Linked DNA regions of Homo sapiens: regions 2 and 3 are each linked to region 1. The links are chromatin loops, found by intact Hi-C in ENCODE. Cell type or tissue: heart left ventricle. All regions are shown on one strand. Each heading gives the region's core, and the rest is flanking DNA. Links, peaks and the distances in the headings are about the cores only. Region 1 overlaps SLC38A4-AS1 (SLC38A4 antisense RNA 1). Region 2 overlaps SLC38A4-AS1 (SLC38A4 antisense RNA 1). Region 3 holds the start of LOC124902923 (a long non-coding RNA gene).

What was found. Peaks named below come from ENCODE experiments on the same cell type or tissue, not always from the same donor. Only the 100,000 strongest peaks of a DNase experiment are listed, where the experiment ranks them.
Region 2: it touches region 1 in a loop (2.1-fold over the local background); 17 of 110 quality-filtered maps call a loop at or near these places.
Region 3: a loop joins it to region 1, with 2.4 times the contacts of the local background. A loop is called at or near these places in 12 of 110 quality-filtered maps.

What each region holds. Positions count from the first base shown.
Region 1 is chr12:46,649,181-46,659,678 of GRCh38, reverse strand. SLC38A4-AS1 (SLC38A4 antisense RNA 1) reads right to left here. Exons shown (of 4, transcript NR_125380.1): 4 at 7,100-7,289. Among named protein-coding and RNA genes, the nearest start is that of SLC38A4, 170 kb to the left of the region's middle. In heart left ventricle, for the core only: no CTCF peak of the experiment used is centred there; no DNase peak of the experiment used is centred there; H3K27ac peaks cover 971 bases.
Region 2 is chr12:46,526,969-46,537,466 of GRCh38, reverse strand. The region is part of intron 3 of SLC38A4-AS1 (SLC38A4 antisense RNA 1); the gene reads right to left. Among named protein-coding and RNA genes, the nearest start is that of SLC38A4-AS1, 150 kb to the right of the region's middle. In heart left ventricle, for the core only: no CTCF peak of the experiment used is centred there; a DNase peak (open chromatin) is centred at 5,437; H3K27ac peaks cover 1,802 bases.
Region 3 is chr12:46,489,115-46,499,612 of GRCh38, reverse strand. All of the region lies in intron 3 of SLC38A4-AS1 (SLC38A4 antisense RNA 1), which reads right to left. It overlaps LOC124902923 (a long non-coding RNA gene), which reads left to right and starts at 5,143. Exons shown (of 2, transcript XR_007063284.1): 1 at 5,143-5,341. RefSeq lists a silencer at 9,333-9,627. In heart left ventricle, for the core only: no CTCF peak of the experiment used is centred there; no DNase peak of the experiment used is centred there; H3K27ac peaks cover 4,415 bases.

The DNA.
Region 1 (10,498 bases), core at 935-8,934:
TTTCTAAGCTAAGTCTTCTCTTTTTTGTACAAGAGACACTTCTACTTTTGTTCTTACTAGCCCATTTGTTCAAAATAGAAGGTTCTAACGACAACAGTTTTTTTAAAAGTCCCCCAGGGTTGTAAGCTCAGAGATACACAGAGCTCCAATTAGGTAGTAGCTCTTGTGAGCAGCTTAAAACCAGCATTCCAGAGTCTGGCAGTCTGCAAGGCATTTGGAAAATCAGTTCTGTATTTCCCTTAATAGCCAACCCCAATCATCCACATATGTTTATTATACGCTTTCGTACATTGTTCTAAATAACGACTTGCACATATCGTTGTTTAAAAAAATCCTGAGCACACCGTTGGTAAAAACACCACTCCAACTTCTCCACACACTTAGTCGCTTTCTTTCCCTCTTCTCCCACTTTTGGCCGCTCTGAGGCACAAAATGTTCAGTGAGCAGGACCCATCATTATTTCTCTAGGGACCCTGAACACTGGCCTTCTGTTTATAAGTTCATTTCCCAGACATTTTCTCAGAACACTCAACCGACAGTTAAACCCTATTAGTTAATTTAGTCTCCATGAATATGCTGTACACGGCCCCTTATTTTCTGGTAAAAACTAAATTAAACAAAAAATAAAAGACTTGCAAATGTTTTTCTCATAAATAAAAAGGTGTTAGCTACAAGAGTCTCTTATACAAAGGCATAGAGGCAGTTAAGAAAAAAAATTTTTTTTGAGCACTAAAGTACAATTTTGCATCCAAGTGGGGTGGAAATTTTGATGCCAGTGTATATGGGCATTATAGTTATAAATTAGGTGATTTCTCCTGGGTCCTGCCAGGCACAAAGAACATTTGGCTATGTGTGTGTCAATTTAACTGAAGTCATTACTCAGGAAACAGGCTTATGCTCCTCACTTAACATGTTCTTTTTAAAGCACTGGGATTGGCTCACTAAAAGAGCCTTTTGTAAAGTAATAAAACTTTTGCTTGTGTGAATTTTACCCTACTAACTGCTAAATTCCTTTTTTAGTGTATAGGATTTCCTCAAAGTGAAAAGCCCTCACTCTGTGATTTGATACAAAAGACATACCATGTTAAATTTCCCGTAAAATCTAATACATCGAGGAGGGAAGTAAAATCCATTATTGGGTCTTTTCCTCCTCGTGAGGTGAGAGAAAATTGCTCCCTCCTTGTAGTACCTTAACCCCTGGCTTGCCAATATTTTCTCTTCTTGTAGTAGCTGTGTCCAAAAGAATAGCTAAAAAAGCAGCAAGGCTCACTTTTTATCTTTCAATAAGCTACAATATTAAAAATTAATTATATTATTTTAACCATATATATCATGTTGCAAAGACAAAACACAAACATCTGAAATTGTATGAAATGGCCTTATGTCCAGTTTAAGCCTAAGTATAGGAGTAGCCACAGATTGGGGGTGGTTTCCCTGCTGCAGATCAGCTGAGTCCTGGCCACTCTCAGTGACATGGCCCAGAAGTTTGGAAAGGCAAGGAAGGTATGAAGGTAATTCTAATTTCGGATTGATGGAATAACTCAAACAACTAACCTATTCTAACGACTCAGCCCCAGTTCTTCCCTTTAATGACTCTGAAAGGCAAAAATTGACAATTCTACTTGACCCTATTTTGCCTGTTTTCTGTTATTCTGCTTAGTGTTAGTAACAACTAACAGCTCTAATGCTTGTCTCTCACTGTACTGAGTCATCAAGTAAGTCTGACCGGCCATCACTTAACAGGCAGTCCTATCTGCAAAGGGACAGAGTTTCTATATTTGCTTCATGCTACAAGTGACATTTTATGACAATTGTGCCTCAAAAGTGGTTTTTTTCTGAAAAAAAAAAAAACAAAAAACGAAAAATACTTCCTAGAAAAGTATTTCTCTCCTTATTCAGTATTGCACATCCCTCCTCTGAAAAGGAAAACAATTCAAATATGACAACTTTCTGAATTTGTTGGGTATTGCTTAAGAAAAAAGAAATATGTGCATATTTCTGATTATCTCCAGCATAGAATTGTTTAAGTCCTGGGGCAATATATGTGTTGGCTTACATGGCATTGAGCTCTCCCAAGGGAGACTGTACCCCATTCCTGATGAAAATATCAGCTTTCCCTTATAAGAACTGGCAGAGCTAAAAAAAACAATTCCTTTGTCTAGAGCCAATACCTTTTACCCAAGCATATTATTATCTTAGTAATCTATTTCATATAAAAACAACATTTGATCAAAATTAAGTTAGGGTGTCAGATAAGCTAGAGCCTTCAACTGTTTGGTTTTATTTTTCACAAGGTCAATTTTGACCCAAAGTTCTAGGAGATGAGTTTAAGATATGTGAATAAAAACACACACCCTTGCTGATTTTGCAAGCTTTCCAGCTACATAGACTTAGAACTTTGCTTATAGAGTTAGAAGGAGCCTTATGCATTATCTAGTTCTGTAGAGAAACTGAGGCCAAGAGAGGTCAAGGGAATTGCCAAAGGTCACAACCAAGCAGTACCAAGAGCTAACCTTTCCTGCCTGCTAGTCCAGGACTCCTCCCATTACACCATCGTATCGTTATTTAGGTCAGCATTCAATTAACAAACCATGACATTATGCACCCACCTCTATTTTCACAAATATTACAACATTCAACAAACTTATGTAAAACAAATTTTATAACTAACTAGCATTCAGGAAATATCTCCTTCTAAAGAACTATCATCTTGCAAAAAATTAGTATTTGGTAAATGAAACCAGCTATTTTTGTGACATATTATATTCCTTCAATCAAAGCTCTGAATCTAGAAGAAATTTAAGCACAAAGCTGGCAAAATAAATTAGCAGAGTGGGCCCCAATGAACATGGCAGACCTCAAGGCAGCTGTGCCAAGGGGTGGGTAAGGCAGCAGCCAATCAAGAGCACCCATCCAGGGCATGAACACAGCACAAGTGAGAGGCAGAAGTGACAAGCCCAATGTGACTGCCCAGACTGGGAAGAGCTAAAAACTCTCAAAATCGCTCGGCCAAAAGTTAGCAACAAACACAATAATGCCTGAGAACATTGTTGTTTTTGCATGGCTTCAAATTACTAGAAATTCCTGACTAATATCCCCTCTCCCACCCCTACCTTCAGGCCTTATATAATTTACTGTTAGGTAAACCACTCTGTGACATTTCAATGGCCTTTTTATATTTCAACAAAACTTATTTTTTACCATTCTCCAGGATGAATTATGAAAATGTCTAAAGGCACATGACTATCAAACATTAAAAGTCATGCTGTAGGCTGCACGCAGGGGTTCACACCTATAATCGAGCATTTTGGGAGGCCAAGGCAGGAGGATCATTTGAGTCCAGGAGTTTGAGACCAGCCTGGGCAACATAGTGAGACCCTGTCTCTACAAAAAGTACAAAACAAATTAACTGGGTTTGGTGGCTCACATCTGTGGTCTCAGCTACTTGGGAGGCTGAGGCAGGAGGATCACTGGAGCCCAGGAGGTTGAGGCTGCAGTGAGCTGTGATTGTGCCACTGTACTCCAGCCTGGGCAGCAGAGCAAGATCCTCTCTCCAAAACAGTCATGCTGTAGTTGAAGACACTGCCCCAGTTCAACTCGTATGGCCTTTCCCCAACTATTCACAAGCTCTTGCGTGCATGCATGCACACACACACACAGACACACACACATTCCCCCAAATATGTGGGATGCTACACATAGCTGTATAAACCAAATTGGGAAAAATTGGGGAAGGCAGTTTGCATCCGTGCAGTATAGAATCCCCTAGACAGACCAGACTATACAAGTAAATTGATTGATTACCGGGGTTACCAAGCACCAACTGAGGCCAAGGCATCATCAAATCCTCAGGGGAACTGAGTTCTCTTTTTTTAAATGGACCTAATTACTAAGCCACCTAATAAATACCACACTGATACTTTTAAAGGAAAACTATGCCAATTCTCAAATGTCCAAGGGAATCTCTCAATCCCAGGAAATACTGACTGGCTGGCACTAATAGTTGACTGGCTGGCACTCCCTCATTTCCTACCACAGAATGGGCAGAGCCCAATACCCAGACCCCTCCAGAGACCCGAGGAAGGAAATTCAAGTTCAACCCTCTCATTGTGAAGATGGGACAACAGACAGACCACGGGGCAAATGTAAGAAGTCCTGGTTCAGGTTGTTCAACCTTTGATCTTTCTATCTGTGACAGAAATCATGGCTGAAACAAAACTGAATTAGAATCTTCATAGTAATTCTGCAGTCTTGCAAATATTTTCCCAACTTTATCAATGTGCCCTCTGCTTTCTGTGAATAATTACAATGAAAAACACAGACCTTCACCATACCACAAAGTTTGTAGTACTTTCCCTTTCCAAATTCTGGGGTTTAAGTGTCCCTACTGTGTGTTCTTAGCCCACCCTGCTTTTCTCATGATAGAACTGTTCAAACTGTGTTTAAATTGCCAATGTCTGCATTCCCATTAAACCATACCTCCACGAGGGCAGGGACCATGTCTGTCTCATTCACCATTTTGTCCCCTGGCATACACATTACACTAGTTCACTAAGATTATTAAGTCATTCAATAAATATTTATTGAAGACTTACTATGTGCCAGGCTGTGTTCTGTGTGCTAGAAATACAGCACAAAGCAAACCAGAGAGTCTGAAATACCATGGAGATTATACTGTAATGGAAGTGTTAGATGTCATTTAGTTGCCTGTCTTGGGTCCCTTTTACATGGCCAACACTTCTGCTCCCAGTTTCTATGCATGTTGGCTCCCATCTGTCCCATTCGAAAGAGAATTGACCTCAGTGCAAGGGCATTGCCTCAGCCAGGAAGTCGCAATGCCCCGAACTCAGCACACAGCCAACGACTGAAAGGAGGGTACAAAGAGTGGGCCTCTTGCTTCCAGATGCAATTAGTGCACCGGAAAAATTCTTTCTCATGGCTAGACCTCCCTGGAAGCACACCCTTGCCCGGCTGCTTCACTCACACTATCCTGCATCATTCCCTCCCTTTACAGGTTTTCCTGAAGAGCATTCCCTCAATATGCACCTGAATTCTTCTCTCAGGTTCTGTTTCTAGGAAATCCAACCTAAGACAGAAGGAAAGACAACAATAAGCCAGCAAACGTGTAAAGGTATATACCATGTTAGATGGAGATTATGGCTTTGGAGAATAATAAAGCAGGAGAAAAGGGAAGGAGTATTTTGGGGAGATAGAGTTCTCATTGAAAAAAAGTGGCCAGAGAAAGTTTTCCCAATAAGGTAGTATCAGTAGGATCTAAGGAAAGTGAAGGTGCAAGCAGTGTGGAAGTCAGGGGGATGGACATCCCAGCCAGAGGAACCTCAAATGCTAAAGAGCGAGAGGGAGGCTGCTGCAGCTGGAATAAGTAGCCAGGTGGATGGAGGTGGGCGGGGTGTGGTCATAAGTAGACGGTTGGATGATGGTATTGAAAAGGAGGGTCTTGGCCGGGCGCAGTGACTCACACCTGTAATCCCAGCACTTTGGGAGGCCAAGGTGGGCAGATCACAAGGCCAGGAGTTCCAGACCAGCCTGACCAACATGGTGAAACTCTGTCTGTACTAAAAATACAAAAAAAAAAAAAAAAAAAAAAATTAGTAGGGCGTGGTGGTGCGCGCCTGTAATCCCAGCTACTCAGGAGGCTGAGGCAGGAGAATCATTTGAATCTGGGAGGCAGAGGTTGCAATGACCCGAGATTGCGCCATTACACTCCAGCCTGGGTGACAGAGCGAGACTCTGTCTCAAAAGGAAAAAAAAAAAGGAAAAAAAAGGGTCTCCTTCTTCCTGCTGCAAAGTGATTGAAGTACCAGAACATTAAAACAAGAGCAAGAACTGGATATGAAAAAAGTCATCTCATAAAGACTGAGTATCTTGTAGAGACAGTGTAGATGAGAAAGTGTATATGTGAACTTTATGATTTTTTAAGGGTATAAAACTTCTTAGTAGAAATTGACAGATAGAGGAGGATAGTAGTACAGTTCTCTATTTCCTTTCCATATTTTTTCATGAAGGCTTTCCCCTGCATCTTTTATGCACATCCCTCTTTCCATGTGTCTTCTGTCCATCCTAATTTACATGTGACTTCCTTGTATCAATTTTGAATTATTATTCTGTGAGTTCATACATTAATTTGGTCACTTTGGTAATATTAATGTAAACTATTGCACAGCCATATTTATTGGAAGGAACTGAATTATACATTTTTCTTCCCTTTCCTCCCCTCCCCTCCCCTTTCCTCCTTTTCCTCGCCTCCTCCTTTTTTTCTTCTCTTTCCTCTTCTATTCTTCTCTTTTACTCTTCTCTTGCATGTGGGAGGTAGCTGCTTTCATAAACCAATATACATTCGTGCTGCACTAGCCTGGTGATTGCCGGTCCCTCTCTGCTGGGTGCCTGATGCCAGGCTGGAGAGTAGCTACCACCCAACTGACAGACTGAAAAGCAAACTAGAACCTACAGAGTGATGCCCCAAAATATATATTAGCTACAGTCTGGGGTTGCTTTGCTTATCATTGCTCTATGATATAGACAGAATTCTTTTCTACCTCTCTTTGGATAATAGCACTCACGTGAAGAGACAGGTGCCCTCCTGTAGATTACACAGCATATATGTCACACTTCTAATAATAACAATGGTCAAAAGGGTGATTTTTCTTCATGCTTGGCACTGTGCTGAACAATTTAGATGTATTATCTCATTGAATCTTTACAATCTGTGAGGTGGGTATTATAATTCCCATTTTATAGATGAGAAAACTGAGGCACTGAGGTAAAATTACTTCCCCAGGGTCACTCATCTATTAAATGGCACATTTGGGAATGCATCTAAGATTGAATGAGACCAGAACTGAAGCTCTTGAACTCCACTACACCACTTCCCTAGTTACAGTAATTCACATTGTTTTTTTTGCTTCCATTTCCATCTACCCACCTCCCACCATTGCTCTATGAATTTCCTGAGAATAGAGACTGTATTTATTCACCTGTGTCTGCCAAGCACATGGTTAGGAGTCCGATAAAGTAAACAATTGTTTTCCCCACCTGAATTCTAAACCAAATGAGGGACAAGATGAAAGAGTAAGACAGATATTGATTAAAATATCAGCTTTATTACCAAGGATGACTGTGCTGCAGGAGGCGGCTCAGTGTGAAGAACTACGGGTTTCCTGATGTTGAAGCTCAGAATTAGCCACACTGACCTTCTCAGTCATGCATGATGCCAGGAAAATCACAGGCTTCCATTCTACAGTGAAGGGCTTGGAGGAGCAGGCAATAATCTGTGGAAAGAGGAAGGGGCTGAGACACACCTGGCTGACCAGCCTCTTATCTCAGTATTATTAGGTGGGAGTGCCTGGAGGGTGAAACTAGTGGAGGTCTTTTCACGTGGAAATAGGAAGCTCAGGCCAAGGAGGTTCAGACCGCCTTCCCTAATCTTAGTACCTGGAACTAAATGTTCTTGAATTAATTAAGCAGGAGGGTTATAGTAAGAATAAGAGTTAGCTTTATAATAAGCTGTGCAATGTAACACAATAAATCAGCACTCTGAAAGCTGAGAGCCCAAATCCAGAGCATATTTGGGGAGAGAACTCAGGTTTCTTAATTTCCTTCTCAACTGCATAATCCACTGGTATACAGAAATCTGCCCCTCTTTTAAGCTCAGGTTTTTATTTAGGGTTGGATTGGGCTGGTTGGGGAGCCAGGACAACCTGACATGTTTTCTGGGTCCTGGGGGAAGGGGTGCACACCTAAGCCCCAGCTAGCTTTGAAGGACATCACTGAGAAGAGGATCCCTTGTGAGAACCAGAATGTAGTGCTGGCTGGGCATTGGGCATACCTGTGACACTTTGTGGCCCGGTGGCAGGGCACAGCCCTCAGCTCTAGAGGAGAAAACAAGAGAGCAAATCTGAAGTGTAGAGTTCCACCAGCTGCCCAGAATGCTTCACCTTCCCATCAGAAGACATCAAATCATGCCCAAGTCCTCCCAAAGCACCAAGATGTTTACAAAATCTCAGAATCTGCTCAATCTCATCCAACTAATTCTTCTTCCCTCATCAACTCATTGAATTCATTTGTGTCAATATTTTACTTTGGAGAGGTGGGAAAACACCAGAACCTCTAAACCCGCCAGCCAAAACACTAGAGCATAGCCATGAACAGAATTTGAGTCTTCTTGGACAGACAGTCTATACTCAAAGAAAATAATCTTTTTGCTTAAATTGTCTAAATTGGCCCTTCTAGCTCTAAGTATGTTGAATGTTGACCTTCCAAATTGCTCTGGCTCTACTGATCCAGGGGTGTTATATTCTGTTGTCAAATAAGAAGTATGGAATGAACACAATCTCAGGAATAAAAAATGGCTTCCTTTCATCTGGAACTCAAGGGTGATAGCCTAGCCTAGCTCTATTACTTGATGTACAGACATCTGATTGAAAGGGCTAACCAAGACTGTCTTATCAATCAGCTATTTACTTCCATAAACATTACTTTACAGATTTTATCCTATCCAAAAATGCTGAAGATGTAATCAGGATCAAAACAAAAACCCCCACCTGTACATTAATCATTCTAATACAGTCTGAGCCTCTGCTTCGCAGCATAGTAGTAAGAGGTTCTGTCAATGGCTTCATCCATCTGTTCTGGTTTGCTTTGCACAGATAAAATCAGTAACCAAGAATCAGAGATTTTACTAGTGGCCCCAGCTCTCTCACAAATAACCCAGTGAGGATCAGGAAAAAAATAGACCAAGGATGACTCAGAAAAATCCATTGTCTATGGGAAAGACATCAGAATAGATACAAACGACAGTAACATTAGTTTAGAAGGAGCATAAGTCTATAAAATGTTATCTCCGGAGCTGAGTTGTTCAAACAAAAAGATAAAATCTTGAAATAATGGTTAAATTTGTATAATCTACTGTGGAAAGTTCCAACCCCAATTGTGATATCATCCAAAGCCAAGTTAAATCAGGCGCAGTGGGAATGATGCTATCTCTGCCCCTGGTTCCAACTAGATGAACACACCACCTCCAAAAGCACTAGTGCCCAAGCCAGTTGCCAACCAGATATTATCTCTAAAATCATAGGACAAGAGCAAAGCTGTTGTTCTGCTCACCTTCAGCAAGATAATAAATATCAGAAAGTAGTGTGTGTAGCTCATGGGATTCAATTTCACATGCCTGTTAAATTCAGAGAAATAAGGGTAACTGACGGCATTCTATTTGGCTAAAACAGATTAAATTATTTTCCCTGGAACAAACTGCCGAACTCAGGTATTATGATTTTGAGGATATAAAAAAGAATTGATGTAAGAACAAGTGCTAGTTAATGAAAAAGCAACAACTCTACTGCTAGAAAATAGTTTAACATTTCCACTTCACCAAACTCTCCATACTATCTTTCTTATGATCACTGACCAAAGTGCTTTTCAGAGGTACATAGTTATCAAAATCATCAGTTGTCAAAATAGTTACTTTTGCATCCATTATTCAGATTAACTAATGATATTGTTAAATATTTTTTGTAATCCTTTAAACTAGTTAACTATGAGGTGTGAAAAATTACAACTGAAAACTATCAGAGAGAGTTACCTATTTTCAAGAATGTTACCATAAAATTAACTATGTTTTGAAAAAAATTTTATTTTAAAAACATAGCAGCATCTTCCAGCACATATGAAGCTTGAAAGTTACCACTTTGACCTAACAAAAAGTGAAAAGCTGAACCAACTGAAACATCAACAGTTCTTAGATCTCTTAGTCTGTCTAGTGTTGCTATGTGCATTGTGCACATGTACCCTAAAATTTAAAGTATAATAATAATAAAATTTTAAAAAAAAGAAATATCTGAGGCTGGGTAGGTAATTTACAAAGAAAAAAGGTTTATTCAGCTCATAATCCTGATGACTAGAAAGTTTAAGATTGGGCACCTACAACAGGCAAGAGCTTCAGGCTGCTCACACTCATGGTGGAAGGTGAAAGGGAGCCTGTGTGTGAAGAGCTCAAATGGTGAGAGAGGAAGCAAGAGTGAAAAGGGAGGTGCCAGGCTCTTTTTAACAACTGGCTTTTGCGGGAACTAATAGAGTGAGAACTCACTCATCACCATGAGGATGAGGACACCAGGAGGACCCAGTCAGTGGGTGATTTTTTTTCTTTTCTTTTGAGACAGAGTCTCGCTCTTTCACCCAGGCTGGAGTGCAGTGGGGCAATCTCGGCTTACTGCAAGCTCCGCCTCCCAGGTTCACGCCATTGTCCTGTCTCAGCCTCCCTAGTAGCTGGGACTACAGGCACCCACCACCACGCCCAGCTAATTTTTTGTATTTTTATTAGAGACGGGGTTTCACCATGTTAGCCAGGATGGTCTCAATCTCCTGAGCTTGTGATCCACCCACCTCGGCTTCCCAAAGTGCTGGGATTACAGGCGTGAGCCACCATGCCCTGCCGTCAGTGAAGAGTTGCCTTCACTGCCACCTTGTGAAGAGATGATTCCAC
Region 2 (10,498 bases), core at 947-8,946, 120 kb after region 1:
TTGGGTTCGAACATAAAACCATTTTGTGAAACTGCATCTAAAACACAGGCTTCATATTGAGACCAAGGTTTTAGTAAAGTTAAAGCCTATCATTTGGTGCCTTTGAAAGCGACCTTTAAAAATACCAACATTATGATTCAGTAATAGGATAGCAATTACTTTTGACTGGAGTTTAACAAAATTTTACCTTATTCTTAGTTCTTGTGTTGATGGGCTGTTCAAATGAGTTAATAATATCCTGAAAATGTTCAATAGGAATATACAAATAATAGCACTTATGCATAATCCTATCTAAATTATCCAAGACTTAGATCATTGCATTCCCTGATGCTAATAGGTCTTCCTGGCTTTGAGTTATAGTTTAAAAAACAAACATCTGAAATGCAGACACAAGAAAATATCTGCTTGAGGTTCTTGCAAGCTATAGAGACACAGCTTCTACACAGTCCTCTTTGTAGGGTACTCTCAAGCACTAGGACATGCCAGAGACACGAGATGGTCAAAACTGTGCACCATTGCCCCTGTGATCACTCTCTATGCACTCCCTCCCACCAATCCATAGATTTCACGGTGACCAAGGCCATCTCTCAATAATACAAATGTGGTCAGGCCCCTTCCTTGGTTAGAACCTCCCTATTGCTTACAGAATCAAGTCCTAAATCCCTAAAGAAGAGGGTCTTCCACAGTGTTTCGGCCTGAGTTTCAGCCTCAACCCCCATGCAAACTCTTTGTTACGCCCGCAACCTTTGCTCAGGGATATGGTTTGGCTCTGTGTCTCCACTCAAATCTCATGTTCAATTGTAATCCCCAGTGTTGGAGGTGGGGCCTAGTGGGAGGTGATTGGATCACGGGGGCGGTTTCTCATGGTTTAACACCATCCCCCCTTGGTGCTGTCATCACAATAGGGAGTTCCAGTGAGATCTGGTTGTTTAAAAGCATGTAGCACCCCCTCCATGCTCATGGTCCTGCTCCTGCCATGTAAGACGCCTCACTTCCCCTTTGCCTTCTGCTATGATTGTAAGTTTCTCAACACCTCCTCAGAAGCTGAGCAGATGCTGCCTTGCTTCCTGTACAGCCTGCAGAATCATAAGCCAATTAAACCTCTTTTCTTTATAAATTACCCAGTCTCAGGTATTTCTTTATAGCATTGTGAGAACAGACTAATACAACCGGGCTACCTCTCAGTCAGTGCCCTTTGCCCAGGCTGTCTCTCAGCCTACAGTGGCTTCTCATCTGGGTAAACATTTCTATTTATGTTTTAAGAAAAAAATTCAGACATCACCATCTCGAGATGGCTCCCTGTGACCCTGCTACACACACATTCTCCTCTGGGATCCTCCCCTTCTCGCTGCCTGCTCCAACTGTGACACTTCTTACATACTGCCGTTAGTACCTGTTGACAGGGCTGCCTCTCTCCCACAGTCAGAACTTCCAGAAGCCCAATTATTTCTTCCCTGGCCCTTAACAAAGTGCTTCACACACAGTAGATTCTCAATAAATATTTGTCGAATAAAGAAATGAATGAAATAGGTAAAATTTGTCTGTAGCCTTCCGCTCATCATCAGCTGCCTTTTCTCAGCCTTCCCTCCCTCCTCCCACCAATGTGCCGACCACTGTCAATTCCCTGTCTCCAGCCCTAGCTGTCCAGTTTTGTCCTAATCATCAACATGAAATGCTGCTCCCAGGAAAGTTTTTGATAAACTCACAAGGCTGACTCTCACACAGGGTTTTTACAATTTACTAGGTGACAAAATCATAAGCCAAAATAATAGATCTCTGATTGTCGGATTTCTTTAGCCTTGTAAGAGGCCCTGTCACAGTCCCTCTGCTCACACTTTGGCATTTTGTGTAGGGCTGCCTTTTCATGATTGTTAGAAGTGCCAGAATCTCTATAAACCCTTGGCTGTATGATCTGGGGCCCTAGTAAATCCGTCTGCTTCAAACTGAACGGTCCAGCCAATCTCCAAGAACTGCCAAAGTATTGAAGCTGCTTGAAAAAAATATATCTGGTTTTCTAATAAGGCTTCACATTTGAAAGATAAGGAAGCCTTTACCTACTAAATGATTTAAACTCAGCAGATGTAATTTAAACACTGATTGATTTTATCTTTCTTATTTGGTTAACTATTTAACATGCAGTTGTTAATATTTCCTAATGGGGTAAGAAAGAAATCATTAAAACCCTAATAGGAACTGAGCAAAGAATTCTTTCCAGTAGTCTTTCAGAAGATAACCAGTCAAACGGTGACAGTAAAAAAAAGATGATATCAGAAAAGTAACAGAGTTCAATAAATATTCAGCTCAGTTTCCTACGAATTCTGCAAGCTCCCTCTGAGTGTTTTGTAAGAGACCTTTTTAGGAAGATAAAGGATAGATGGTGAGTTCTATCGTGCCTACACATCAGAAGAAGGAGTGACCCACTTGGGAGTGACACACACTGCCCAATTTTCTTACGTGTAGGATGAAATAACTTGTGTTTAAAACATATAAACAGAATTCTGTCTGCCCAGCTACCCTCATGACAGAATGGCCCCGTGAATCCCAATACAAGCCACCTCTTCCCCTACCCAATTGAAACAGAGTATGATTCAAGAAAACAATGCTATATAAATTTTAATAGCTATCAGACATTTGGGCCACCAGAAAAGCCCACTTAAGCCATCTGATTATAATATATGTTATACTAGATTATGTATTGGTTTGGAATGGAAAATGGTTCTGAGTTCCAACTCAGCCTCTTGAGTTTGTCTACACACCCCTTTGAGTGAGGATAAGATTCCTTTGCTTCCTGACTTCCCCATCTCCCCAGAGTGGAACAAAGGTCTGGCAGCTGAGACATATTTCCTGAGATATTTAGTGCTGGAAGAAAGATAGGGAGCCTTCTAGTCCAATTCTCTGATGCAGTGTAGTAAAAATTAAAAGAGCTCATGCATGTATTGCCTGTAGCACAATAACTAGCATACACTAAGCCCTCAATAAAAGTTGCTATTAATAGTACCAATAGTAATATCTCAGAGCTGTGTAGTGGAACTGCAACCTGTCTGTCTAGACGCTCAAACTTTGTAATAAACCCAGTGGCCTCCCACTATGAAAGGACTACCTAGAGGGTGAGGCTTTGAAAAACTGCTTTAGAAGAGCCAATTATTTCCAAGCAATTTATTTTATTGTAAATCCCACCATTTTTATGCTCAGATAGTCCAGTTTAACAGTATCAACAGATAAAGTCTGATTTATTTTAGATTCCCAAATTATTTTCCCATTTCCTTTAATAAAAGGAGTCCAGACATACAAAGCAAATGTGCTAAAGAAAATCCCTAAATGATTACTTTCATTAAAATTGTGTTTACTTGAAAATTAGACAATAAACCTTCATATCTCAGGGCTCCAGACGTACAATTTGACAATAACCAGCACCTACAGATATATTTCAGCAAATACACTCCCACAAGATGCTTCAGGCTTTACAAAATGCCATGGCTGCTGGGAAACAACTTGGAACCATTGACCTTCTAAGCCTTATCCAAGAACAAGGGAAAACAAAATGAGGAAATTACTCCAACCCACAACACAAGAGCAGTAAAATATTTTCCTGCTTCCTGCCTAAAGCAATGGAGGACCTATCCAACATAGTTACTTTTACTTTACTCAGTCACTAAATAAATTGAATGGTTCGAGTCTACCAAACCAGAAAAGTCAAGTGTGGCTTCATAATCTCTCTGCCTAAAGGACATCATTATTGCCTGAAATGAATAAAACACTGACATTTAAATTTAAGTGGCAATAATAATAACAATAATAATGATAATGGCCAGGATTACAGGGAGGGATTTTGTTGGGGGAGAAAGGGTTTCACAGTCAAAATAAGTTTCAAAAACTCTTATTCAAACAGTTAAATCGATAAAATTGGCCACGTTTCTTTACCACAGTATACTCCAAGGCTTCAGTTCCCTAATGTGAATTATTGCTCCAGGAAAATAAAATACTACGTAACAATTTGCAAACATTTCTTTGCAGAGAATCAGATGGAGCTGATATTTCCTATAGCCCATTTTGGAATACTCTTAGATTATAGTCAGGTATTGTAAAGCACCTTCTAATATCAAAGTAACCATACGTATGGAGTACATTCTTACATTAGATCTTTAATATCTACCAGTTATATAATCTTAAAATATATATTGCTAACCATTGTCTATAGAAATTGAATTCACATTAATAGTGAAAAGAAAATTCACCATTTCTTATCTGAAAGATTATAGCTTGTTTACCACATACATTTAATTATTATTAAAGGTTTTCAATATTTGGCATGAAGAAAATAAACATTTTTTCCTTCTTCAGGTCACTGCAATTAAAGTTGACCTTGCTGAGCTAATGTAAGCATCAGTATAGATTTGTAAATGTATTTTTAAGTTATTTTCTCATGAAAGTGCCTATCTACTTATTATAGAAAATTTAGCAAATGCAGAAAAGATTTTTTAAACAAAATAGTAACTGATCACTAATAATTTCACAGCCCAGAAATAAACCTTGGTATGCTTCCTTTCACAGTTTTTTCTTTTAACTTTTTCACAAACTGAGCATTTTCCCTTGACATTAAAAACTATATAGATTTGAAAGCATATTATCCATGGCTAAACATGGTGGATGAAATCATGTGTTCATCTTCTTTGTCTCCTATTAAAAAGCGAAAAGTTACAAAGAGAATTTAAGAGTAGGCAATGTCATTTTTTTTTTTCAAGATGAAAAGTAGATGAAAGCATGGTGATTGCCTTAGTAGAACAGAAAAAGCTGAAACTCAGTCTCTACAGCTGGGGATTTTATCTAGATACAAAAAATTCACTCCAGAATCTTCTCCAAAGAGTTCCACAGAAAGTGGAGATGAGATATGGAGCAGAAAAGGACTGGCTTCAAATCTGCATAGGATTAGATGCCCAAGCCCCACTGACTATTCCTTCTCACCCCCTAAAACATAGATTGTTCATTCTTTGGATAAAATAAACCAGAGAACCTCCTAGCCATGGAATTGCCCAGCCCAGCAAAGGTCAAGAGAGAGGCTAACGATGACCCATGAGACTAAAACTGGGAGGTTGAGTGAAAGTCTGTAAATAAAAAGATGAGACCCCACCACACACACCCCGCCCCCATCAGAACACTGGCAACTAAGCTGATACCTGCAAGGTAACAAATTGGAGAATCCTTCTATGAATAAACAAAACTAAATAAACCCACATACTTAAAAAGCCATTTTTACTAATATTTGTGGCCCAACTAACAGAAAAGCTAACTCTCTGTCCTATTGTTATGGGATCTTTGGGGCAGCACTTTTCTGGCTGGAAACCTCTGTGCAGCTGCTACAGCAGAGTGGGCAGCTCCAAGTACCAGCATGGGCACCGGCTCTCTGTCAGGCTACAGCTGGACCAGACAAACCACAAGCAGCTTCCACGGCTGGCACCAGGGAACATGGTGGCACCTGGAAGCTTGGAGACACCAGGGTCCCAAGGAAGGGGTCACAGCACTGGCTCGGGAGCCCCCAGGACTGGGCACCCCAAAGGGCCACAGCTCTTCTCTCCTTCTCTTCACCTGCAACATGCCAAGCAAGGGGCATGTCTCAGCCCTGTTTGTGTTATAGCTCTTTTAACCTCACCACTCCTGAGTTCTTGTCCTGCAACCAGGAAGAATGAGTTACACAGAGAAGTAGAAGGTGAGCAAGAGAAAGAGGAGCTTTATTGAGCAACAGAACAGCTCAGAGGGGAACCACAGTGGGTAGCTCCTTTCCACAGCCAGGGTCTCCCAACGAGTGTTCATCTCCTAGAAGAGAGGGTAGCTCCTCTCTGCAGATGGTCATCCTGTCGTCTCTCTGTCATCTGCTCTGCTCTACTCTGGCTGAGCCCAGGGCTTTTATGGGCCTCAGAGGAGTGCCTGCCAATTAGTCCATGGGTGGCCATGGGAGGTCCCAGAAAAGGCACCACAAGTCCCCACTCCAGTCTGTGGGACTGGCAGCCCAGTCCCCAGCCTTCAGGCCCTCCCAGGCCTGAAGGTGGGGCCTCACTGGGGACCTGCCCTGTTCCATCCAGGAGGCTGTCTGCTTCCTGCCACTGTCCATGGCACCCAGGCTGCTCACACCAATGGGCACCTGCAAGCCAGCTCCCAGCCACCTTCAGTGACCCCCTCGATTTCCCTGCCCTCAGGCTTGTCAGCGGTCAAAGTCCAGAGGGGGCCAAGACAGCAGGGGGCTGTTGTGTCAGCACTTCCCTGAGCACACGCCCACCTAGCTAGACTGTTACAGTGCCCAGGCTCAGCCCCAACCACTCTCCAAGATCTGAGAGGGCGCTGGGAGTGGGGAGAGGCCAGGCAGTGGGAGCAGGCACCTCAGGGCCTGCAAGGGCAAGGTGGGGGCCTTCCTGGGCCCCCAACAGTGCAAAAAGGCCCAGTCCACAGCCAGGACTTGGGAGGCTGCAACAACCCAGAGGTGGGGGGCTGCAGGGGATGGGGGGAAGGCTCCTGCCTGATCCCAGCCCCCTCCAGCTCAGTGGGCATGCAGCCACAGCCACAGCCCCTAACAGCCTGGGGTGGGCACTCCAGGTGCTCACTGTGCCCTGGCCAGCATTGGGGGCAGGGGCCACATTGCCATGAGCTCCCTGATTCCCGCAGCATTCAGGGGTGGCCCAGGGCTTAGCGGATTGCAGCCCTGGCCCAGCCATTGGGAGTGTCAGGCTCGGCAGTCACCCAGTGGGGGGTGGACCCTGGGGATACAGACCTGGGTGGCCTTGAACAGAGCCTCCTCCCGAGATACAGGAACCCGGCGCCCTCCACGGGGTGGGCACAGTGGCTGCACCATTGGCCAGGTCCCCAAAGCAGGTACCACTCCCACTTCCCACCCTGGGCCTCCAAAGCATGACCCCAGTTCCACACACGAGGGCCGACTCTCACACTCCATGTGCAAGTATGGCACCGCCCCGGGCCCACCTCCACCTCAGGGCCCCCGTCTGCCCAACCACACTTCTCCCCTGCCACGCTGCTCCCCCACAAGCAGGCAACCCAGCTGAGCCCCATAGCAGTAGCCTCCAGTGCTGTGGGCTGCAGGACGGCTGTCCACCACCTCCCCGTGCCCTCCCTGCAGCCACTGGTGTGATAGCAGTGGCCTCTCCAGGCAGCCTGCAGCTGCCATCACTATCATCTACAATAATACTCTGAACTTAGTTCCCAGCCAGCTTTATGGTGCCTCACTCTTAACTATACATGGAGAGACAAAAACTCCAGACATAGAAGGAAAGCTTGAAATGTAAAAAAGAAATAGACATTAAAAACTAGAACTTAACAGAATCCCAGATATTTCAGGAAAAAGGATGAAACATAAAAATAAAACCATGATAAACATCAACATATATACATAAGAAAAGATACTGCAACCACGAAATGAAAAACAGAATCTGTGTAAGGGGACACAGGGAGTGAGGGAAAAAAAACTCAGAGATGTTTTTTATTTATTATGAAAATTTTACAATACTACAGGAAACAAATCAATAGAAGTTTGGAATGTAATGAGCTACTTCCCAGAGCGTGAAACAAAAAGACAAAAAAATGGGAAATGGAAAGAAAAGGAAATAAAATTAGAAGGTTAAGCTAAGAAGTTCGATACCTGACTAGTAGGATTGCTAGAAAAAGAAATGAGAAAACAGGACAAAGAATGTGTATGAGAATAATAATTATATTTTTAAATATATATTTTTTTATTAAATAGACTATTTTCCAGAACAGCTTTAGGTTCACAGTAAAATTGAGCAGAGAATACAGAGATTTCCCATATATTCCCTCCTCCCCTATACACACACATACGCACTCCCTTACTATCAACGTTCCCCCAGCAGAGTGGTACATTTGTTACAATCAATGAACCTACATTGTCACCCAAGGTCCATAGTTTATATTAGGGTTTATCCTTGGTCCTATACATTCTATGGGTTTTGAAAAATGTATGATATGAATTCATTATGATAGCAACATACAGAGTAGTTTCACTGCCCTAAAAATCCTCTCTTTTCTGTCTATTCATCCCATGCTCCCCACTAACCCCTTGAAACCACTGATCGTATTACTATCTCCATAGTTTTGCCTTTTACAGAATGCCATATAGTTAGAATCATACAGTATGTAGCCTTTTCAGATTGGCTTCTTTCATTTGGTAATATGCATCTAAGATTCCTCCATGTCTTTTCATGGTTTGATAGCTCATTTCATCTTAGCACTCAACAATATTGCATTGTCTAGATGTACCACATTTTATTTACCTATTCACCGACTAAAAGATATCTTGGTTGCTTCCAAGTGTTGGCAATTATGAATGAACCTTCTACAAACATCTCTATGCAGAGTTTTGTGTGGACATAAATTTTCAACTACTTTGGGCAAATACCAAGGACAGTGACTGCCAGATTGTATAGTAAAAGTATGTTTTGTTTACTAAGAAACTGCCAAACTGCCCTCCAAAGTGGCTGCACCATTTTGTGTTCCCACCAGCAATGAATGAGAGTTCCTGTTGCTCCACATCCTTACCAGCATTTGGTGTTGTCAGTGTTCTGGATTTCGAACATTTAAATAAGCGTGTAGTGGTATCTGTTGTTTTAACTTGCATTTCTCTGATGACATATGATGTGCTGCCTCACTTCACATGCATATTTGCCATCTGTATATCTTCTTTGATGAGGTGTCTGTTAAGTTCTTTGGCCCATTTTTTAGCTGAGGTGTTTGTTTTTTATTGCTGAGTTTAAAATATATCTGTATATTTTGAATAACAGTACTTTATCAAAGATGTATTTTGCAAATATTTTCTCCCAGTCTGTGACTTGTCTTCTCATTTTCTTAGCAGTGCAGAAGTTTTTAATTTTACTAAAATCCAGCTTACCAATTCCTTCATTTATAGATCATGCCATTGGTGGTGTATATATAAAAAAAAAAATTGTTGCCAAACCCAAGGTCATGTAGATTGCCTCCTGTGTTAATCTTCTAGGAGTTTTAGAGTTTTGCATTTTACTTTTAGGTCTGTGATCTCTTTTGAGTTTATTTTGTGAAGGGTGTAAGAACTGTGTCTAGATTCATTTTTTTTTTTTTTTGCATATTGATGTTCATGGTTCCAGCATCATTTGTTGAAAAGACTATCTTTGCTCTACTGTATTGCCTTTGCTCTTGTCAAAGATTGGTTGACTGTATTATGTGGGTCTATTTCTGGGCTCTCTATATGAACATGGAATCTCTCTCCACTTATTTAGTTCTTCTGTGATTTCTTTCACCAGAGTTTTAGTTTTCTTCATAGAGCTTTTGTTCATATTTTGTTAGATTTATATCTAAGTATTTCATTTCCTTGCATGCGAATGTAAATAGTATTGTGTTTTTATTTTAAATTCCATCTGTTTATTGCTAGTATATACGAAAGCAATTGACTTTTGAATATTAAGCTTGCATCATGCAACCTTACTATCATCACTCAGTTCCAGGATTTTTTTTATTTTTATTTTTATTTTTTGCTGATTCTTTCAGATTTCCTTCACAGACAATCATATCATCTGTGAGCAATCTTTTATTTATTCCTGATCAATCCATATATCTTTTATTTCATTTTCTTCTTTTATTGCATTAGCCAGGACTTCAAATATGATATTGAGAAAAGCAGTGGTGAGAAGGAATATCCGTGCCTTGTTCTTGATCTCAGTGGGAAAGCTTAAGTTTCTCAGCATGAAGTATGGCATTAGCTGTAGGGATTTTGCAGGTATTTTTTATCAAGTTGAGGAAGTTCTCCTTCTCTTCCTAGTTTTATGAGAGTTTTTATCATGAATGGCTGTTGGATTTTGTCAAATGCTTTTTATGAATCTATTGACATAATTATGCAATTTTTCTTCCTTAGTGTGTTGATGTGGCAGTATTCCATACAATTCCTGGAGAAAAGTTGTATTCATACATTGCATTCTGTAGCAGTACTACCTGCTGGGTTGTCTACCTGTCTCCTGGTTAACTGCTTTTGCTAAGAAGCCCAGCTCTCTCTGTACCCAGGAACACCCAAAGGCATTTTGTTATCTAACCCATTATCAGAACAAAACTTCTACTATTATAGATTCAGTTGGTAAATAATACTCTCCCACACAAGACTTTAGACAAAAGGGCTAGCACTCTCTTTTATAGCTTCCCTGGTGTCCTAAGCCACAGAGCAGCCCCTGATTTTGCCCTCATTCAATTTTTAAGTGCTTCTAAACTTACTAGGCCAGAGTAGAAAAAGGACGGTAAGTAGTTTCCATTCCTCTACCAAAACCAGTCAATTAGTAGAGCTTACTAGAGCACTACGTTGAAAGAATTCTGAGACCTGGTCTAGGCTCTGTGGAAAAGAGGGCATATCATGAACCTGCAAGAGATTATCTTTTTATATGCAGCAATTCTCAATTTGATTTAACTATGATACCCTCTTTTCAAAGAACTTATCTTGGGAGTAGTTTTTACAGAATACAGT
Region 3 (10,498 bases), core at 1,252-9,251, 160 kb after region 1:
TCCTTGAGATCCTAATTTCACTTCTTTTGGCTGGGTATTTTTGCCAAAAGAATTGAAATTAGGATTTCAAAGATATATTAGCACGCCTATGTTCACTGCAGCACTATTCACAATACCCATGATGTGGAAACAGCCTAAATGTTTATTGACAGATGAATGGATAAAGAAAATGTGGTATATATACACAATGGAAAACTATTCAATCTATAAATAAAGGAAATTCAACAATGTGAAACAACATGGGTAAGCCTTAAAGATATTATGCTCAGTGAAATAAGCCAGCCACAGAAAAACAAACACTGCATGATTCCATTTATATGAGGTATCTAAAAATAGTCAAATTCATAGAATCAGAGAGCAGAATTGTGGTGCCAAGGACTGGGGGTTGTGGGAAATAGGGAGTTACTAATCAATGGGCATGAAGTGTCAGTCAAGCATGATGAATAAGCTCTAGAAATCTGCTGTACAATATTTTACTTATCGTCAACAGTAATGTATTGCACACACTTAAAAATGTTTTAAGAGGGTAGTTCTCATATTAAGTGTTCTTACCATGATAAAATAAAATGAAAATGAAAGAAAGATAAATCAATTCAGTGAATAAATTAACAAGTACTCTTGAGTCCCCATGGGTGAAGCCAAGGACACATATAGATTGGGGTTTTGTTGTCACGGGGCATTTTGACTTGTATATGTGTTTACCTACTCAATATGTGTTACAGTATATGCTATTTCTCATTTCCTACATTTCTATTCCAATGACTTCATGGTAAGCTTCTGACGAAATGGCGTGGCTATGCTAGTGAAGATAATATTCCTTGAAACTACTTACTTGATATTGCAATAATTTCTCCCTACAAACATGCTAACTATAGCTCCTGAATGTATAAGAAACCATGAGGTTTTTTTATTATGTATGTGTGCATGTGTATAAACATTTCATGTAGAACTTGGAAGCTATAATTTCTAAATTCATTAACATGGTGGCTGCCCAGCTATAGTAAATTATATGCCTTCTTCCTCTTCGGGCCAAGCCCACAATGGTATGTGCTACATGATCGTTAGTGCCCCTCTCACCATAGCTCTTTGATCCAAAGTGACCCACATTGGCTCAATCAGACTTTCTCCTAGAAGAATTGGGAATCTGCTGCTAAAAGACCCAGCACCCCTAGAGCTGAGTCATTTGACATGGTCTGTACATTTCCATGGCATCTCACGTTCCCAAGACCTACCTATTCAACTCTTTCTTAGATCCTATGAGAGTCTTCCAGATCATTTTAATAAATTCCCTATTTTTAAGGTCACTTTCTGTGACTTCTCACCAAAAGAAACTCTTTAACTAACGTAGCAGCAGTGTTATAGAAAACTATCAGTATTATACTTTCCTTATTGGTTCAAATTTCTCAAAGGTAAAGGAAGACAATACACCTTGAAGTCCCACTTTAATGATTTTCTTAGGTACCATGCTGTTGGATCTAACAAAACTGTAGAAGAAGAAAGTAGACTGAAGGAACTACAGGATCTTTCATGCCAATAGAGCAATTCTATATATATATATCCGTAACATACAACCTAGTCCTAAGTGAAAAGCCTATGATGCAGTTCATCAGGTTCTTCCAGCAGTGGCCAGCCATGCTTTGAATACCAACCATTTTCTCAGAATCCTTTCTAGATTGAGAAACAATATATACTGTCATGTGTCCCTTAATGACAGGGATATATGGTAATAAGTGCTTTGTTAGGCAATCTTGTCATTGTAAGAACATCATAGAGCATATTTACACAAATATAGATGGTATGGCCTACTATACACCTATGCTACATGGTATGGCCTATTGCTTCTAGGTTTTAAATCTGTACAGCATGTTACTGTATTGAATACTGTAGGCAATTGTAACACAATGCTAATGATTTGTGTATCTAAACAGATATAAACATAGAAAAAGTATAGTAAAAGAAATCTAAAAGATTAAAAATGGAAGCCGGGGGCAGTAGCTCACACCTGTAATCCCAGCATTTTGGGAGGCCAAGGCGGGTGGATCACAAGGTCAGGAGATCGAGACTATCCTGGCTAACACAGTGAAACCCCATCTCTACTAAAAATACAAAAAAAATTAGCCGGGCATGGTGGCGCATGCCTGTAGTCCCAGCTACTTGGGAGGCTGAGGCAGGAGAATGGTATGTACCCGGGAGGCTGAGCTTGCAGTGAGCTGAGATGGCGCCACTGCACTCCAGCTTGGGAGACACAGCCAGACTCCGTCTCAGAAATAAATAAATAAATAAATAAAATAAGTAAAATAAAGATTAAAAATGGTACACCTGTATAGGGCATTTACCATGAATGGCGCTTGCAGGACTAGAAGTTACTCTGGGTAAGTCAGTGAGTGAACATGAAGGCCTAGGACATTACTGCACACCACTGTAGACTTCATAAACACTGTACACCTAGGCTACACTAAATTTATTAAACAACAGTTTTCCTTTTTCAATAATAAGTTAACTTTAGCTAACTGTAACATTTTTACTTTTTAATTGTTTTAACTTTTTGACTTGTAATAACACTTAGCTTAAAACACAAACATATTACATACCTATACAAAAATATTTTTTATTTACATTCTCATTCTATAAGCTTTTTTCTATTTTAAATTTTTTAACTTATTAAACTTTTTTGTTAAAAACTAAGCACAAACACACACATTAGCCCATGCCTACACAGGGACAGGATCATCAATATCCCTGTCTTCCAGCTCCACACCTTATCCCCTGGAGAGTCTTCAGGGGAATAACACGCATGGAGTTGTCACCTTCTATGTTAACAATGCCTTCTTCTGGAATACCTCCTGAGGACCTGCCTGAGACTGTTTTACAGCTAACTTTTTTTAAATAAGCAGGAGTACATCCTAAAATAACAATAAAAAGTATAGTTTACTAAATATATAATCCAGTAACATAGTTGCTTATTATCATTATAAAGTATTATGCACTATATGTAATCGCATTGCTATACTTTTATACAACTGTAGCACAGTAGGTTTGTTTATACCAGCATCACCACAAACACATGAGTAATGCATTACATTATGATGTTACCACCACTAGGCCACAGGAATTTTTTAGCTCCATTATAATCTAAAAGACCACCATCATATAATATGCAGACTGACTTTAACTGAAACATTATTATGTAGCACGACTCTCTCTCTCTCTCTCTCTCTCTCTCTATATATATATATATATATGTATATTTTGTTTTGTTTTGTTTTTGTATTTGTTTTTGTTTTTTTTGAGACAGTCTCGCTCTGTTGCCCAGGCTGGAGTGCAATGGTGCAATCTTGGCTCACTGCAACCTCCGCCTCCTAGTTCAAGCAATTCTCATGCCTCAGCCTCCCAAGTAGCTGAGATTACAGGCACCCACAAGCACACCTGGCTAATTTTTTGTAGAGATGGGGTTTCACTATGTTGGCCAGGCTAGTCCTGAACTCCTGAACTCAGGTATTTCACCTGCCTTGGCCTCCCAAAGTGCTGGGATTACAGGCATGAGCCACTGCACCCAGCAGCACATGACTATATATTTTATATTGCATATATATATAATATATATATATGTATATATATATATTATATATATATGTATATATATATAATATATATATATGTATATATATATATTATATATATATGTATATATATATATACATGCAAACTTGATTTTATAATTTAATCACAGTAGTAAGCCAATAAGAAATGTTTCTAAATTCTGGAGTATAAAAGTCTCTAATAATGTATTATTCTACCATATATGCAGTTTATACTTTTATGTTACTGATGCTAAAGGATCTTTTAAGTGTCCTTAAAACTGACCTTTTTGCATCATATATCAAAATCCCTAGTTAGTTGAAATAATCTTACTAACAACCAATGTTTAAGGATAACTTTCAGTATCTGATATTTATTGATACAAACACAAGAAGAAAAATTTTATTTCTGCATGTATGAGTGAATATTTTATTTTTTAAAAAACCCATTAAACGCCTGTAAATCCCAGCACTTTGCGAGGCCAAGGCAGGTGAATTACCTGAGGTCAGGAGTTCGAGACCAGCATGGCCAACATGGTGAAACCCCGTCTCTACTAAAAATACAAAAATTTGCCAGGCATGGTGGTGCATGTCTGTAATCCCAGCTGCTGGGGAGGCTGAGGCAGGAGAATCGCTTGATCCCAGGAGGCAGAGGAGGCAGAGGCTGCAGTGAGCCAAGATCACACCACTGCATTCCAGCTTGGGCGACAGAGTGAAACTCCATCTCAAAAACATAAAATTAAATTAAAATTAAATAAAATAAAGTAAAATAATAAATAATAACTCATGAAAATCTTTCCTCTATTTATTTTTAATAAATATGCAAGTAAGAAGACATTGAAGTTTTATTAGATGTTTCCTTTGGTATTTTTGTTTTGATTTGAAAATGCTTAAGATACTTAGAAAATTATCGAATCGTACACTGCAGCAGAAAGTAGTAAAAGTAACTTAAACTTGCAAGTCTTGTGTGTTATCAGTGGCACCAAATGTATCCATGAAACTGCTCTGCTCAGGATGATGGACAAAGGAACTCATCTTCACCATCAGCACCGGATTCTTCCCCAGCCTCCACTGAGCATACCTGTTGGCAATCCTCCTGATTTCTATAGCAAATGAATTTTTAACAATATCCCATAAGGATTTGCAGTAGAATATACAAGTAGCCAAAATTTTCAACAAAGCCTTTGTAGATAAAAGTGAGTCTCTGGGTTAATGGTAAGAGTCCCATGAAAGGAAATTTGCCATGGACTTCCCAAAAATGAGACTGCTCTTTTCCACTAAGAGAGACTAATAATGGCCTTTGAAACATTAACTATTTACTTAAATTTAGAGAAATCGGTGTTACCAAAAACTTTCAGCAAATAAAATTGAATCTACTTCAGAGAACAGTGGTACTGGCTGAAAACCATAGTTTACATTCCATCTTCAAAGTGAGATAATGCAGGAATGCCAAAAATTCAGCAGAGCCTTCTCAAGTAACAATCTTGTCCTGAAGAAACCATTGGGATTTTGAGCTGTGGAATTTTCCATCCATTTATCCTCTCATTATCTATCTTTTTTGCTTCAAATGTCAATTGACTCCTCTCACTCATAGTTGTACAAATTACAGGGCTTTTTTTTAATTGTCATAAAACATATACATTATTCATCTATTCAGTTTCATCTGAAGAGAATCCAACAAAGAAGAAATTTTATTTTCCAATAAAATATTAAAGCTGCTTTACCCCACAAGAGACAGAGCAGAAATTCCATCCATGATCTATGTAAGTACAAAACTTTTTGCCTATCAGAGCATGTGTGAATTTAATTTTATGAAAATGTAGACCTGTTTTTTCCTGTTATGCTTCATAGTACTTGTGTATGAATATGTAACAATTTCAATGTTTTTATTAGTTTGTGAAGCCTTGGTACCATGATGACAACAAGAACATCCTGTGCTTTTCCTAGCAAATATTGACTTAGAAGGACACTGTTGATATTTGTGCTGCATCCTTAATGGAAAGCACGTACATATTACAAGATTTGTTTCCCTCTAATGTAAATACAGTGGAGCAGAAAATTCAAGTGGTGATTATACACACGTCATTACCTTTGCCTCTGGGTTATGGATTGAACTAGAACCCAGGTTAAGGTCATCATGACCCCCCCCCACCCCGCCCCTTATCGGGCACTTCTATCACTAATGAAAAGAGGGTGTGCCAAGCTCAACACACACACACATCTTTCTAATTAACAGAATCCCGCTCTGATTCATAAAAGTCCTATCTAAAAGGGAGGGAGAAATGATGTTAGCATTGATACAGAGGTACATGTCAGCTCAGTGCACAAACATAGGTAAATTATGTAAGGATAAATCTTTCTCTTTTCCAGGAGACAGTTCACCACTCTCCCTCTGTAAAAGGATTGTGGGAGACACATAGGTAGTAAGGAGAAACCTCCATCTATCTCCCAACGAACCTCTGTGTCCCCATGTTCCACCCAACTCTCCATGATTGAATAATTAAGCCCTTAAGTAGTTACCATATGTCCTTAAATAGTTACAATCAACCTCAAATGAAAACACTCAGCAAAAAAAAGATGTGGGATCAATGCTCTTGGTCCAAAGATAAAAGATACATTATGAAAAACATAGGAATGACTTTATAAACAAAACAGAACTTTCTCAACAATCTTATTAACCAATACTCTTTCATCGTAAGTGATCACGGTTATTTGGCGTCAGAAGCAAAATATGGAGAGATCTTTCTGCAGACAAGTGGAGACAAGGCACAATAAAGGGAGAGTTAGGTGTGTAAAGAAAGTGATGAAATGGACATACTTTAGTGTTTAATTCATAAGGAAGAAAATACATCAACTAGAGCAGAGATTTAACCCCTTCTGGGTGGAATGTCAAATACACATATAAACAATTATTTCTGTTCCTTTCAGCATCAATGCACTCGATATAGTTTGAACTTTTATCTCAGTACTTGGGTTTGTTTCAAGGCTTGGTAAATATGCACCTCATAAGATAGTTTTATATATGAAAAGTTACAAATTCCAATGTCTGTAACTATTTGAAAAGCTCATTGATTCCGAGTCAAGGAAGTTACAATTTCTGATGATTCCATTTCAAACCGTACCCAAACCTACCATTAAACTCACATATGGGCAGAATTTCTGGGACTCACACTTTATGGGGGGTGAGAAGGGTGGTCCTGAACTAGCTGATATTAAACGGCCCTACATTCAAATACAGTGAACCCAGACCACATTCCAACAGCATTACCCAAGTGGTGAGGCTGAACTCTTCTGCAGATGCTTGTACACAAGACTTCATGTTTATTTTGTGACGTCACCTTCCTCTTTCCCCATTTCAAGTTGACCTTGTGTCGATTTTAACCTGGTTTTGTCTGTATAAACATGTTGGGATAAAGGAAAGAACTGTAGGATTTTTGGACCTCATATTCCTTAGTGGAGGACTTTGTATTACCTTTGATAAACGGGTTTGCTAAAACAAATATTTTAAGAAGTGGGAGAGAGAAAAGAGGGAGAGCAGGAGTGGTTATTTAGTTTCCTTGTTTTTCCCCAAGTTAAAAAGTCTTGAAGGACTAGCTCATCTTATGTTTATATACAAATAAAACTGATAAAAATGTGTGACTTTTGTTTATCCCTGGAAATCGAGCAAGGCAGGGAAGGAAGGGAACTGAGTGTGACAGGACAGCCTAGGTCCACAGAGCATAAGAAGGATGTGAGAGGATGTGATAAATTGGTAACCATGTAGAACTAGAGCAAACCCTCAAGGTCAACCACTTCAACCCAATTGTTTTAGAGTTGAAAACTGAGGTTCAAGGAGAATCTTTGCCCCAAAACAAATAACTGAACTACTAGAGTTATTATATAAAAATGATCATTGTAAACATTTTTAATAAGAACAACAAAAATCGAAATGTAACTTATCGGCCATTTGCTAACTGTGTTACGTGGAGCAAGTTACTTAAGCTTTCTGTGCCTCAGTCTCAACATCTGCAAAATTGAGATAATAATGGTGTCTATTCATAGGCTTGCCGGAAAGATCAAATCAGTTAATACCTGTAAAGTGTCTAGAACAGAACCTGGAAACAATCAGTGTTTGATAAATATCAATTGTTTATTATCATTATTATTATTATTACTACCACTACTACTGATTTCAGACAAGCCTTTCTCAAGTAAGTGAGATTTTGTTGATGAACTGGAAAACTCAATCCATTGTGGATTGGAATGTTGCCGTGACATGAACATCAGCTTTTAAGGATACACTAGGGCAGAGTCCAGCATCAGCTTAGAGCCAAACAAAGGAGGGAAGTAGGGACAGTCTTATCTCCATGACTAATACTCATTTTTAAAAATACTTAAATATCAATTTTCATGTTGCATTTTTAAAAACTCCAAGAATGGAATTGAAAACCCAATCTTTTTTAAGTCTGTTTCAATTTTTAGAAACCTTGACCAAGCCACTCTCTCTTACTTGGTAGTTTCCATATATAGCATAAATAACAATCTTAGCCAGGTGTGGTGGCTTGTGCCTGTAGTCTCAGCTACTTGGGAGGTTGAAGTGGGAGGATCAATTGGGCCCGAGAGGTCAAGTCTGCAGTGAGCCATGATCATGCCACTGCACTCCAACCTGGGCAACAGAGTGAGACCCTGTCTCAAAAAATTAATTAATTAATTAAATAACAATCTTTACCTGAATTGTAAAGATTAAATGTACCTGAAAGCATTTCTGGGTTATAAATTTTGCAGAGAATTGTACATTCTTTAAAGACACCATGCATTACAATTATAAAATATTTATCTTACCTTGAGATCACTGGGGGGCAAAATGTCATTTTTGTTTTTTTCCAAGGGCTTAGCATTGACCATGGAAATAGCATATGTAATCAGAATATTCACGGAAAATCTGTTCAAAAGAAAGAACTCCGAGCCGGGAATTGGAGGTCTGGGTTCTAGCCCCAGTTTTCTCATGGACACCTTCATATAGCTCTGGGCAAGTCATTTAGACTTCTTGGCACCATTTCCTTTACTGTAAAACACAGGGTGCATTAGCTGATCTCTTCCCCTCTAGTTCTATAATTCTAAATGTCATGCATATGTTTGCATGAATCCATGAGTCACTAAAACCTAGTCAATTTCAGAAAATTATTTAATAAACAAAATGTCTCATAAGCAGTTCAAGAGATCTTGGAACTGACTTTCAAATCATTGCATAATTGTGTTCAGGCAAAGACTTCAAACCCAGGAAGAACATCTTGGAATCGTTTCACCATTCTGCAGTGGAGAAAGGCTGTGAATTCACATATTCACACTCATTTAAACATCTCTCATTAATCTCTGAGGGCACTTAATAAAGATAAAAGGGTATTGCCTCTTTCAAAATGAAATAAAAGTATAAGAGCATGCTATATTTCTATAACATTCTCAGCATCTCAAAATGCTGTGATAACAATGTTACCTTTTTTTTTATTTCTCTCACTTCTGATTTGATCAATGTAACAACTTTGTGAAAGAGGCTAGACCCAGGAATTATTGTACTCATATTACAAATAAATATCCTGGGGACTAAATAAAATAACTTGCTTCCCACTTAGAGCTGCTGGTCCTCACACTTGGATCTCCTAACTCAGATGACACCTGACCCAGCCTGGGAGTGACCTCTGCGTTGCAGCTCATATGCACATCGACCATGTGCCTGCCTCACTGCTATAAGTAAGATCAGTCCCTAGTAAGGCCTGGCGAAGCTCCCCGTCAGAAACAAAAAGTCCTCCTTTTATTTTCCACCCCAAGTCACTGTCTGGGAACCTCTACAGAACTGAAGGGGTGTGGCCCTTTTGAAGGACTTCCATGAACAAAAAGGTTCCCAGATAAGAACAATAGACTTATTGATGACCAAATCTGAACCTGCTTACCATGCTCTGTGGTTTCTCCCTGTAAACGTTTTTCCCATAATCCAGTGGCTGCTTTGGAAGAGTTGTCCAGAACACTTTCATCAGGGCTATTTTTTCACCCTATGATTCTGGCCATCATCCAGTTTATTTTTTGAAAAAGAGCAGCCAGGAGTAAATCACATCCCAGAGGAAAAAAAAAATCCTACAAGGTTCAAAACATTTTATATTCATGGGAATAATTAGGAAAATTCTAGAATTATACCTGTTAGCCAATTAAGGAGTGACCAACTTCAAATCACAAATACAGGTTCCTGAAAACAACATGTAATTTTATGTAACTGACTTACCAGCCTGGGGATAGAAACAAGGCCATGATGCATTTGAAGGGCCTGCCCAGGGCTTGGTTGGTAACTAGAATCCAGCAGAGCTGCTGGGCTTGGAAGGAAAGGATTGCACAGAGATTAACTCCACCGAAACATGCCTGTTTTTGCATAATATTTATGTTTCCGCCCTCATAATGGCTTCATTTCATTTATTCTCCAAACCAAATGGCAGAGACAGCTACTCTTTGTGGTACACATGGTTACATTGCTCCTTTTGCCAATTCCATGAGAAGATCATTGTCACTTTTTCTCTGGCTATTGAAAACAAAATAAACATAGGTCTGAATCTTTGACTCATTTTTCACTTAGAATGGAAGATATTGGTAGCCATATATATCATTTCACTTAATTCAGATCCGCAAATATTGAGAAACTTCTATGGGTAAGCCATCATGTTAAGTGCTTCAGGGACCTAAATCTGAGCAAGACGCAACCCCAGTTCACAAAATGCTAAATGAAGTGGCCGATTGCTGGGAAATACTGCAGGGAACTAGGGATCAGAAACAGATTGTGGGGAACCAGAGGGGATGGCAAGTCTTCAAATTACTCTTAAGAATCAAAGGTCTAACAGAAGTAAACCTCATGATCAAATACAACACAGATATAAGGTTAGGGACCACATGAAATTTTC